2 separate regions of the Homo sapiens genome follow, and region 2 is linked to region 1. The links are chromatin contacts, found by Hi-C or POLR2A ChIA-PET in ENCODE. All regions are on one chromosome and are shown on one strand. The core of a region is the stretch at or near the end of the contact, and the rest is flanking DNA. Distances in the headings are between cores, read along the strand shown. Region 1 overlaps MAD1L1 (mitotic arrest deficient 1 like 1). Region 2 overlaps MAD1L1 (mitotic arrest deficient 1 like 1).

Region 1 (5,458 bases), core at 306-2,805:
TGGTGCCCCCTCACTCCAGGTGACGGGTGATGAGCCACTGGCATCTTCTCCTACATACTTCATTAAGCCATGAGGAATTCTCTATGCGGATATGAGGAACGCTGTGATTTTGGTCAGCAGTCCTGTGTGGCTGGTGCCACGGTAGAAGGGTGATCTGAGCCACAGGCTTGCCCGTGTCCTTGGGCCCCACAGCTGGCGACCTCCCCCACACCCTCTCTAAGGGACCGAGAATCACTCTGAGCCTCCGCCTGCTTGAACCTGGCGGTGGGCAGACACCGTTCACCATGCACATCCACCAGGAAGGTCTGTGGCTGGGGCCAGGGCACGAGATGAGGAGGGGCAGCCTTGGGAGGGCAAAGCTCACCTTACTGCAAGTACCCCACCCTGGGCTGGATGCCCACACCCCGGGGTGCCTCGGGAGGCGAGTGTGCCGGGCAGAGGGCACCTGGGAGATGTTAGCACACGCGAACATAGTGCTTGGACATCCTGAACCACAGCTGAAGCAACAAGATGGGACGTGAAGTCAGCATGCGTTGAAAGCAACTCCACTCTCAATTCAGGGGACCCAGAGAGGCAAATTCAAATTAAGCTGTCTGTGTAGACCTCATTGCTCCAGCGGGAGATGGGAAGGCTTCAGAAGAGACTGTGAATGGCCTTGCCTGCCTGTCAGGGAGGGAGGGAAGGGGTGAGGGGCGCGCGGGCCGTGTTTGACGTTGCTCTGGCTGGAGTCTCCCAGGGACTGCTGGGGTGGCCTTGTCAGTTAACTACTTCCTATCAGCAACACCCGTGGCCACAGGGTCCTGCTCACCTCCTTTCCTCAGCCAGGCCTGGAGCGTGAGCACCTCTGAGGATGCCACACACCTGCACAGGGAGCAAGAAGGCTGCTGGGTGGGCATGACATGGGCTCCAGCCACTGCCCTGCCACAGGCCCGCTGCATGGCCCCTCGCCCCCCTTCCCACCGCTGGGGTCCACACCCAGGCCTGCCCTCCATCACCAGGGCGGCCGTGACTCTGATCCTGGGTCGGTGCTGAGGTGAGAAGGCACTGGCAGTTTTGCTCCTTTAGAAATGTAGAGAACTGAAGTCTTGAGAAACACCAAACCCTGCACCACAAACGGCCCCAGGAACCAGCTCTTTAACACCAAACCTGGTGTCACAAACGACTCCAGGAACCAGCTCCTTATCACCAAACCTCGTGCCACAAACGGCCCCAGGAACCAGCTCTTTAACACCAAACCTGGTGTCACAAACGACTCCAGGAACCAGCTCCTTATTACCAAACCTCGTGCCACAAATGGCCCCAGGAACCAGCTCTTTAACAGCAAACCTGGTGTCACAAACAATTCCAGGAACCAGCTCCTTATCACCAAACCTCGTGTCACAAACGACTCCAGGAACCAGTTCCTTAACAACAAACCTTGTGCCACAAACGGCCCCAGGAACCCAAACTACCAAACTGTGAATCACAAATGTCCACCCCTTCCCCCACCATGAGCTCCTTAACACCCGAATCCTAATTCACAAATGACCCCTGGTATGTAGGAGCTCCTTAACACCAAACTGTGACTCACAAACGGCCCCGGGGATGAGCTCCCTTTCCAGAGGCAGCAGTCTCTTCTGAATGCCTGGGGCCATGAGTCATGGGGAGGGCTGCCCATGCCCGCAGGATGCCCATTTCCATGGGAATCAGCCCAGCTCCCCACTGGCTGCTGCCTGAAGGCCAAGCTCCAGTGTCCCGGAGACCCTCGCTGACTTCAGCTTCAGCACCAGGGGACGGACAACTCCCTGACCTCTCATGTCTCCAACCTCCTCAGGCACAATCCACACAAAACACTTCTGCCCTGTCCAGGGCGGCAAAGAGGGTACCGTGGCTGGGGTCGCGGGGTCCAAAGCCTGATTTCACGGAGGCCGAGGCAGAGGGTGCAGGTCCAGGCTCAGAGGGCAGTCTGTGTGCCCCAGGCCGTATTAAAAGGAAGGCACCATGTGTCTCTATTACCCAGACAGCTTCAAACCAGATGCCAACTCCCAGCTCCGAGTTCCAGGACTCGACCGGAGCAGGAGCCTCGAGCGAAGCTGACTCTGACCTGCAGACCCTGACACACGGTCAGGCCAGGGAGCCTCCTGGATACCCGGGCCAGGGGAATCGCGTGCAGCTGAAGGAAGCCTGGAGGAGGAACCGCAGGCCCCGCGCTGCACAGTGCAGAGCCAGCTGGGGACTCCCCAGCATCTGACCGCTCCATCCTCACAACCACGCCAGAGCGAGCAGCTCATTCGAGAGAGCATGTGGCCAACAGGAGGCAGCACTGGGACCGCAAGCCAGAGTTGGCGGCTGGGCCAGTCTCCACTTGGGGCAGGGCCAGTGGCCAGGAGGGACGCAGCCGAGGCATGCACGGTGTTTGGTGGCACAGCCCTGCTCGCAGCTGCCCTGGCTGAAGAGACGTGGCCACCCACCCTCACACCTGGGCGCCCAAGAGCATGCCCCTGGCCACCCACCCATGGATCTCTGGCCATCCACCAGTGCACCCCTAGCCACCGACCCACATGTCCGGGCAGCCACCAGCTCCCCTGCCTCTGGCTTGGGAAGCCTGAGGTGAGCCCTGGACTCCTGCAGCCTCAGCGCCTCTGGCTGAGTTCCAGGCCTCAATGCTCTTGAGGAGCAACGTTGGGTCAGGGGCCTAGCCGGGATTCCCCACCACATGGAGGCCCTGAGGCCGTCCTGCTGACCTTCCCTCAGCCCAAACTCCCATTGCATCTTCCTGCCTCTCAGCCCAATCACTGCCGAACTTTATTTCTGTTCCAAAATGTCACCAGGTCTAAGAGACGACCGAGAGTGGCCTGGTGAGACAGCCCGAGAGGGGCTGGGCAGCAGGGGAGTTGTCTGAGTGGGCGGAGGAGAACCCCTGGTCCCACATGGGAAGACTGTGTGGAGCGGACCACGCCTGCGCCCTGAGGCCCCCAGCCCAGGCCTCCTGTCTGCTGTCCCACAGGTCAGAGCCCTGGGGGCAGCCTGAGCCACAGCAGGGAGGCCACAGCGCCCTCAGACGCAGGCGGGGCAGGCCGTGGGGCAAGGGGGCAGAGGGCATTCTGCAGCTTGGGGCAGCTGCTCTGGGGACACAGTGTGGTGGTGCGCACCCCTCACGTCGCCCTCCGGGAATAGGCAAAGTTCATCTCAGCTTTAGAATCGGGGATCACTGTGCATGAAGTTACCCGTGTTGGTCAAAACCCATACATGTGAATGGTGAGCACACTTCTCCAACAACCTAAGTACTTAGTCATCACCACTGGACCCAAGGCGGGGACCCAGGAGCAGAGGCCCTGTGGTAGAGTCATAGCAGGACAGGGGAAGAGAAAGGACCTCGCTGCTCCAGCCTCAGAGATGGCTCCGGGCTCCTGCATGGACGCCCCCACACACAGACACTACTTTCAAGGAACTGGTCTCAGGAACCACTCCCTGCCCAGAGCTCCACGAAGGGCTGCCTCTCACATGCCCTCTGCCCACACCACAGCGTCCCTCTCGCGGGTCCTTTGTTCTCGGTCTATCCCCAAAAACCCTGTGTCCCAGCTCTGCCTAGAGAAAGATGGAGAGGGCTTAACGAGGGCTTTGAAGCTCAAACTCACAGCAGTGAGCACCAGGCAGAGGCCAGTGCACTCAGACAGGAGAGAAGTCCAGGGGGCTGGGCTGCGGGTGTGTGTGGGCCACAGGGGTGCGGTCGGAAGGGCAGATTTCAGGCGAATGTGTGACACGTGGAGCTGTCCCACGGTGGGCCGCTGTAGCTCCTGCTTCCTGAGTGGCCCTGCAGGGTACGGGCTCCCAAATGTCCGGCCTTCAACCCCCCAGTTCCGTCCACCTCTGGCTAAGAGCTGTTGCCATGACAACCCCAAGGTGCCCACTCACCTGGCCCCGTGGCTCTGACTGCTGCCCCGTGGAGCAGAGGCAGATCCCCGAGGGCTCGGCAGCCCGGCGCCCAGAGCCTCTCCCTGTCTCGGCCCTTCCAGTCCTGTCTCTCTCCCTCCAGCCTGGCCCCTAGGCCGGGTGGGCCCACTCCTCAGGAAAGGAATGAGGAAAATGGAGCAGGGCAGGCAGACACCCCAGCAGGGACCCCTGCCCGGCATCTCTGGCCCCAGCCCTGGGGGCCACACGCCTGGCTTCCCATTCTATGCCCCCAGCAGCAGCTCTGCCTCCTCTCCTCCACCAGGTCCTACTGCCTCCACCCCACGACCGCCCCACCTGGGCCCTCACCAGCCCTCGTCCGCGTATCAGGGCAGCCTCATCCCAGCAACCTGCAGAGACCCGTGGGCATGTTTACCTTCTCGTCAGCCCAGCAGCACTGTGAGGGCCAGGTTCACTTCTGGGCACCTGGCGGCAAGCTCTGGGCCTGGAATGGCACAGGGCTAGTCACTGTCTAAGGGGCTTGTCCTCTGGGGGTAAGTACCCCTCCAAGAGCCTGGAGTCCTGAGTCCTGATCTGTGCAAGATCAGTGCACGGGAGATGGTGGGCTGGCAGATATGCCCACTTATTCACAAGCCTGCTTCAGAAGGAAAGAACAGGGCAGCTACCAAGGTCATGTCTACACCCGTTGGCAGCAAAGCGGATGCTTCATCTGAGAGTGATAAATCCTGTGCAAATCTCAGCCTGTGTCAACACGCCCCAGCTAGACAGCAGGTCCTCGATTCATGAGTCGACACCTCTGCATGGGCTCGGTGACAAGAATGGGCGGCTGAGTGGGAGAGCACGGTGGCACGGGCGGGAGAGGGCCCACCTGGGGCTCGCACACCACACTGTGTCTGCAAACAGGCGTGTGGGCGTGTGCAGGTTCTCTGCTCTCAACACTTCCAGGACAGCAGGGGTCAGCAGGACCCTGGGCCAGCCTGGCAGGAAGGAAGGCCTGAGCCTGGGCCTGTGATCTGGGTGACCCTGGGCAGGCCCTGCTCTGCTGGTGCCAGCTGTGGCCAGGCACATGGCACTGTGTGCAGACAGGCAGAGACCTGCTGCAGGGCTGGGGCAGCAGGTGAGGAGTGAGCACAGGTCTGTGGCCCTAGCCCTGCACCCTTCCTGGCCCAGGCCAGCAGCTCCCTGGGGACAGTTGGGGTGTGCAGCCGGACTCCAGAAGGTGGTGCCGCAAGCTGCTTCTCTCACACAGTCCTGCCCCGCAGGTTCCTGGTGAGAAGGCTTCAGGGCTGTCAGTGACCGCATGGCAGCGGCAGGGAGAACAGGAAGAAGACTCCACATCTCTTTTTCTAACATGGCGCTTTGCATACCATGGGCCTTCACAGCCCTTGAAACACTCACTCAGGCTAGGGGGGCTCCGGCTGGGCCCATGCTGCCTGACTTGCTTTCCCTGCCTCCTCTGGATCCAGATCACAGAAGCAGGTGCCACATGGGACGCCTGGGAGAGACAGAGGCCAACTGTGAGCATGTGTGTGTGAGCATGTGTATGTGGGGGTGGCTGTGCATGTGT
Region 2 (5,369 bases), core at 2,312-4,811, 150 kb after region 1:
CGAACTCCTGAGCTCAGGCAATCCACCCGTCTCAGCCTCCCAAAGTGCTAGGATTACAGGCATGAGCCACCGCAGCCGGCCAAGAGTTTACTTTTGGTATGTCTACACGAAGAAACATCGTACAGCCAAAAAAGATTTTATTTTCAAGGAATGCTTAATGGCACAGGCACTGGCTGCAATAAAATGTCACAAGTGCAGGAAGCACACAAGGCTGCCAGCTCTGCCACAGCAGTCCCCACACTCGGCTGCCTCCATGGCACCTGCGCACGTGGGTGTCCGTGAGTGCTTACTGGTTGGCTGATAGATTGGCTGAATGAATGAACAGGGGAGGAAAGGAGAGAAGGGAGACGTGGAGATGAAATGCATGCCATGTTCTTGGTGCTACCTCTGGGTGCAGGAGTCAAGGTCTTTTTCAATGGCCTCTTTATACTTTTTGATCAGTCCCCAAGCTTTGCACATGTCCAGTGTCACAGTCAAAGAGGGCTGCATGTTTTAAGAGTCCAGTGGTCAGAGCACTCACACCCATGTACTCCGCAGACCCAAACCTGAGGCCCAGCAGCACAGGGGGCCACAAGTCCACACTGGGGCTGGCCCCACAGAGGCGGGAGCTCAGGGAGGGACACAAACTCCACAGGGAAGCCAACAACAGATGCCTCATTTCTGAATAAAGAAATGCCAGACACGATGTGGGAGAAAAGGAAACCAGGCAGCCCAGAGGGGCCACATGACCCCACAGACAACCCCAGGGACACGCAGACCACACACAGCCCAAGGACACGCTGAGAAATGTAAACCGGAGTCCAGGCTCCCAGGCATGAGCGCGGGAGCGCTGACAAGTCGGGACAGAGCTGGGGTCCAGGCTCCCAGGCATGAGCGCAGGAGCACTGACAAGTCGGGACAGAGCTGGGGTCCAGGCTCCCAGGCATGAGCGCGGGAGCACTGACAAGTCGGGACAGAGCTGGGGTCCAGGCTCCCAGGCATGAGCGCGGGAGCACTGACAAGTCGGGACAGAGCTGGGGTCCAGGCTCCCAGGCATGAGCGCGGGAGCACTGACAAGTCGGGACAGAGCTGGGGTCCAGGCTCCCAGGCATGAGCGCGGGAGCACTGACAAGTCGGGACAGAGCTGGGGTCCAGGCTCCCAGGCATGAGCGCGGGAGCACTGACAAGTCGGGACAGAGCTGGGGTCCAGGCTCCCAGGCATGAGCGCGGGAGCACTGACAAGTGGGGACAGAGCTGGGGTCCAGGCTCCCAGGCATGAGCGCGGGAGCACTGACAAGTCGGGACAGAGCTGGGGTCCAGGCTCCCAGGCATGAGCGCGGGAGCACTGACAAGTCGGGACAGAGCTGGGGTCCAGGCTCCCAGGCATGAGCGCGGGAGCACTGACAAGTCGGGACAGAGCTGGGGTCCAGGCTCCCAGGCATGAGCGCGGGAGCACTGACAAGTCGGGACAGAGCTGGGGTCCAGGCTCCCAGGCATGAGCGCGGGAGCACTGACAAGTCGGGACAGAGCTGGGGTCCAGGCTCCCAGGCATGAGCGCGGGAGCACTGACAAGTCGGGACAGAGCTGGGGTCCAGGCTCCCAGGCATGAGCGCGGGAGCACTGACAAGTCGGGACAGAGCTGGGGTCCAGGCTCCCAGGCATGAGCGCGGGAGCACTGACAAGTTGGGACAGAGCTGGGGTCCAGGCTCCCAGGCATGAGCGCGGGAGCACTGACAAGTGGGGACAGAGCTGGGGTCCAGGCTCCCAGGCATGAGCGCGGGAGCACTGACAAGTCGGGACAGAGCTGGGGTCCAGGCTCCCAGGCATGAGCGCGGGAGCACTGACAAGTCGGGACAGAGCTGGGGTCCAGGCTCCCAGGCATGAGCGCGGGAGCACTGACAAGTCGGGACAGAGCTGGGGTCCAGGCTCCCAGGCATGAGCGCAGGAGCGCTGACAAGTCAGGACAGGGGAGGACGATGCATTCCTGCGCCACCTCCGTGCGGGGAACCAGAGCTCCAGCCTGAATCCCTTAGGGTTGGCTCAGAGTCCTCTCTGGATGAAGTGTCTAGTCTGAGGAGGACAATCCATCCGGTCGTGAGTTTGGACTCTTCCTACACACAAAGGCCAATATATCAAAATTAAATCCCACGGAAGCCCAGGTTGTCACTGGAGAGCATTCCCCAAGCTCCAGGCAGTGGTAAATCAGAGGCCTGAATCCACTGTGGGCCCTCTTTTGAACAGAAGACAAAAGGAAGAGCTTACCCCTAAAGGCAACCCAGCAACCCAGACGTGTGCCTGTCCCACCTCCCCAAGGCCAGGGCTCCTGATCAGAGGTGCTGTAAAGACTCAACAGCCCTGGCAGTACAGGGAGCCCAAGCAGGTGTCGGAAATGACACTGGGTACCTAGAATCCTAAGAACTAAGCTGTCTACAGATGCAGACCAACCAGGTGGGAGGTGGTCAGCTAGATCCCACCAACGCCACTCATACCCACCAACGCGCACGAGGCACGCTCCGCCTCCTGAACACTCCTCCCAGGGCTCCTCCAGCACTCCTCCCACAGCTCCCCCCACAGCACGAGCTTCCGCGTGCCCACCCACGCGCAGAAGACCTCCACCTGCCGCATGCTCCTCCCACAGCTCCCCCCACAGCATGAGCTTCCACGCGCCCACGAAGGTGTCCAGCCATGCAGCAAACGTGGATCAGGCCCAGGTACACATCAGATCTCACCGGTTCCAGTGCCTTCTGCCACGTGGAAATTTCGGCTCCTTCTTTGTCTTCTTAATAGACTCTTCTTTTTTTTTTTTTTTTTTAGAACGGGTTTAGATTTAGAAGAATGGAGAAGATGGTAGAGACTTTTCACATATTCCACACCCAGGTGCCCCACTGTTAACATCTTACACGAGCACAGTGTGCTGGCCACAATAAGGAGCCAGCATGGACCCAGGCACGCCTTGCTCTCCTGGACTACACAGATACTGTGCTTCTTACAAATGGAAGGCTTGTGGCCGTCCTGCCTTCGGCGAGGCACCATGTTCCCAACAGCATGTGCTCCCTACACGGCTCTGTCACATCTGGTAATCCTCATGGCGTTTCAGACATTGTATCACTATTATATCTGTTGTGGTCTGTAATGGGTGGTCTCTGATCTTACTACTGTCATTGATTCTGGGGCGCCACGTCCTGACTGTACTTCCGACATTGCATCACTGTTATGTCTGTTGTGGTCTGTGATCGGCGGTCTCCGATCTTACTGCTGTCATTGATTCTGGGACGCCACACACTATGCTCCTCAGACGGCAAAAGCTTCACCGACCAACGCTGCTTGTGTCTGGCTGCTTCACTGACCAGCCATCTCCCTCCCTCCCTCTCCTTGGGCCTCTCTATTCCCTGGGCGACACAACAGTATTAAAATCAGGCCAATTAATAACCCTACAACAGCCTCTAAGCATTCAAGAGAAAGGAAGAGTCGCATGTCTCTCCTTTAAACCAAAAGCTAGAAAGGATTAAGCTTAGTGAGGAAGGCGTGCCAAAAGCAAAGATAAGCCGAAAGCCAGGCCTCTCGTGCCAAACAGCTCGCCAAGTTGTGAATGCAAAGGGAAAGTTCTTGGAGGAAATTAAAAGTGCTGCTCCACTGAACACACCAACGATAAGAAAGTGAAACTGTCTTATTGCTGATACGGAGAAGTCTGAGTGGTCTGGATAGATCAAACCAGCCCCAACATTCCCTTAAGTCAGAGCAAGTTCCACGAGGCTGAGAGAGGTGGGAAAGCTGCAGAATTCAAGTCTGAAGCTAGCAGAGGTGGGTTCATGAGGTTTACATTAAGAGGCAGTCCCCATCACATAAAAGTACAAGGTGAAGCCGCAAGTGCTGACGGAGAAGCTGCAGCAAGTTCTCCAGAAGATCCAGCTAAGAGCACCAATGAAGGTGGCCACACTAAACACCAGATTTGCAGTGCACATAAAACAGCCTTCTGCTGGAAGATGCCGTCTAGGGCTTTTACAGTTACAGAGGAGAAGTCGATCCCTGCCTTCAAAGTTTCAGAGGACAAGCTGATGCTGTTAGGAGATAATGAAGCTGATGACTTTTTTTTTTTTTTTTTTTTTTTTTTTTGAGACACAGTCTCACTCATTCTGTCACCCAGGCTGGAGCACGGTGGCACAATCTTGGCTCACTGCAACCTCCGCCTTCTGGGTTCAAGCAATTCTCCTGCCTCAGCCTCCCAAGTAGCCGGGATTACAAGTGTGTGCCACCACGCCTCACTAATTTTTTGTATTTTTAGTAGAGACAGGGTTTCACCATGCTGGCCAGGATGGTCTCGAACTCCTGCTGACCTCAAGTGATCCGCCCACCTCGACCTCTCAAAGTGCTGGGATTCCATGCATCAGCTACTGTGCCTGATCTAAGCTTTTTATTTTGATCCAATTACAGATTCACTTGGAGCTATAAAAAATAATACAGAGATCACAAGTAGCATTCATCCAGTTCCTCCCAATAGCAACATCTGGCACAACTACAGCACAGTATCACAACCCGTATGCCGACAATGATACAGTCAAGATACAGCACATTTCATCACCACAAAAACCCCTCGGGTTGTCCGTTCACAGCCACGATTCCTCCTGTGCGTCTCCGTAACTCACGGCAGCCATCCACAGGCTGTCTATCACTTCAGCCTTTTAATAACGTCATGCAAATGGGATCATGCAGCACACGACCTTCAGGGACTGGGCTCTTCGCTCCGCTAAACTCCCTGGAGATCTATTCAAGTATGTTTATCCACAGTGAATTCCTTCTTAGTCCTGAGTATTACTCTGTGTGACGGAGGCACTACCGTTGTTTAACCATCACCACCGAAGGACATCAGAATTCTTTCCAGTTTTTGGCCATTATGCAAAAGCTGCTAGGAAGAGTCCTCTGTCGGGTTTTGTCCGAACCTCGGTTTTATTTCACTGGAATCGACACCCAGGAATGCGACTGCTGGTCATATGGGAGCTGCAGTGCAGTTTTTAAGAAACCCTCGAGCTGGTTCCAGGGTGGCTGCACCCTGTCACTCTCCCATCAGCAAGGCACCAGAGATGGAGTTTCTCTACACACTGACTGGCATCTGATGGTGTCCGTTTCTGAACTTTGACAGGTGTGCAGTGACACCTCACTGTGGTTTTAACTTGCATTTCCCTCATGACTAATGATGTTGAACATCTTTCCACGGGCTTAACTGTCATCTGTATATGTTATTTGGTAAAAAGGTCTGTCTATATCTTTTGCTTGTTTGCTAATTAGGTGTGTCTGTTTTGTTTTTCTATTACTGAGTTTTGAGAGTTTTCTCATCTATTACAGATAACAAATCGTCTTTGTCAGATATGAAGCTTGCAAATAGTTCCTCTTTA

What was found. Hi-C counts contacts between places; a loop is a spot of excess contacts on that map. ChIA-PET counts read pairs that join two places held with the same protein, here RNA polymerase II (POLR2A).
Region 2: POLR2A ChIA-PET joins it to region 1 with 10 read pairs in IMR-90. The contact joins two enhancer-like sites. A Hi-C loop is called at or near these places in 1 of 168 maps with a recorded cell type or tissue (heart right ventricle). POLR2A ChIA-PET finds 5 or more read pairs at or near these places in 3 of 52 experiments (H1, IMR-90 and activated CD8-positive, alpha-beta memory T cell).

The regions. Positions count from the first base shown.
Region 1 is chr7:1,881,801-1,887,258 of GRCh38, forward strand. The region is part of intron 18 of MAD1L1 (mitotic arrest deficient 1 like 1); the gene reads right to left. Among named protein-coding and RNA genes, the nearest start is that of MIR4655, 40 kb to the left of the region's middle. RefSeq lists an enhancer at 1,574-2,363. Within about 2 kb of position 1,556, at least 3 of the 41 ENCODE cell types and tissues checked have a DNase peak (open chromatin) inside an H3K27ac peak, as active enhancers do.
Region 2 is chr7:2,034,435-2,039,803 of GRCh38, forward strand. All of the region lies in intron 12 of MAD1L1 (mitotic arrest deficient 1 like 1), which reads right to left. Among named protein-coding and RNA genes, the nearest start is that of SNORA114, 52 kb to the right of the region's middle. Within about 2 kb of position 3,562, at least 13 of the 41 ENCODE cell types and tissues checked have a DNase peak (open chromatin) inside an H3K27ac peak, as active enhancers do.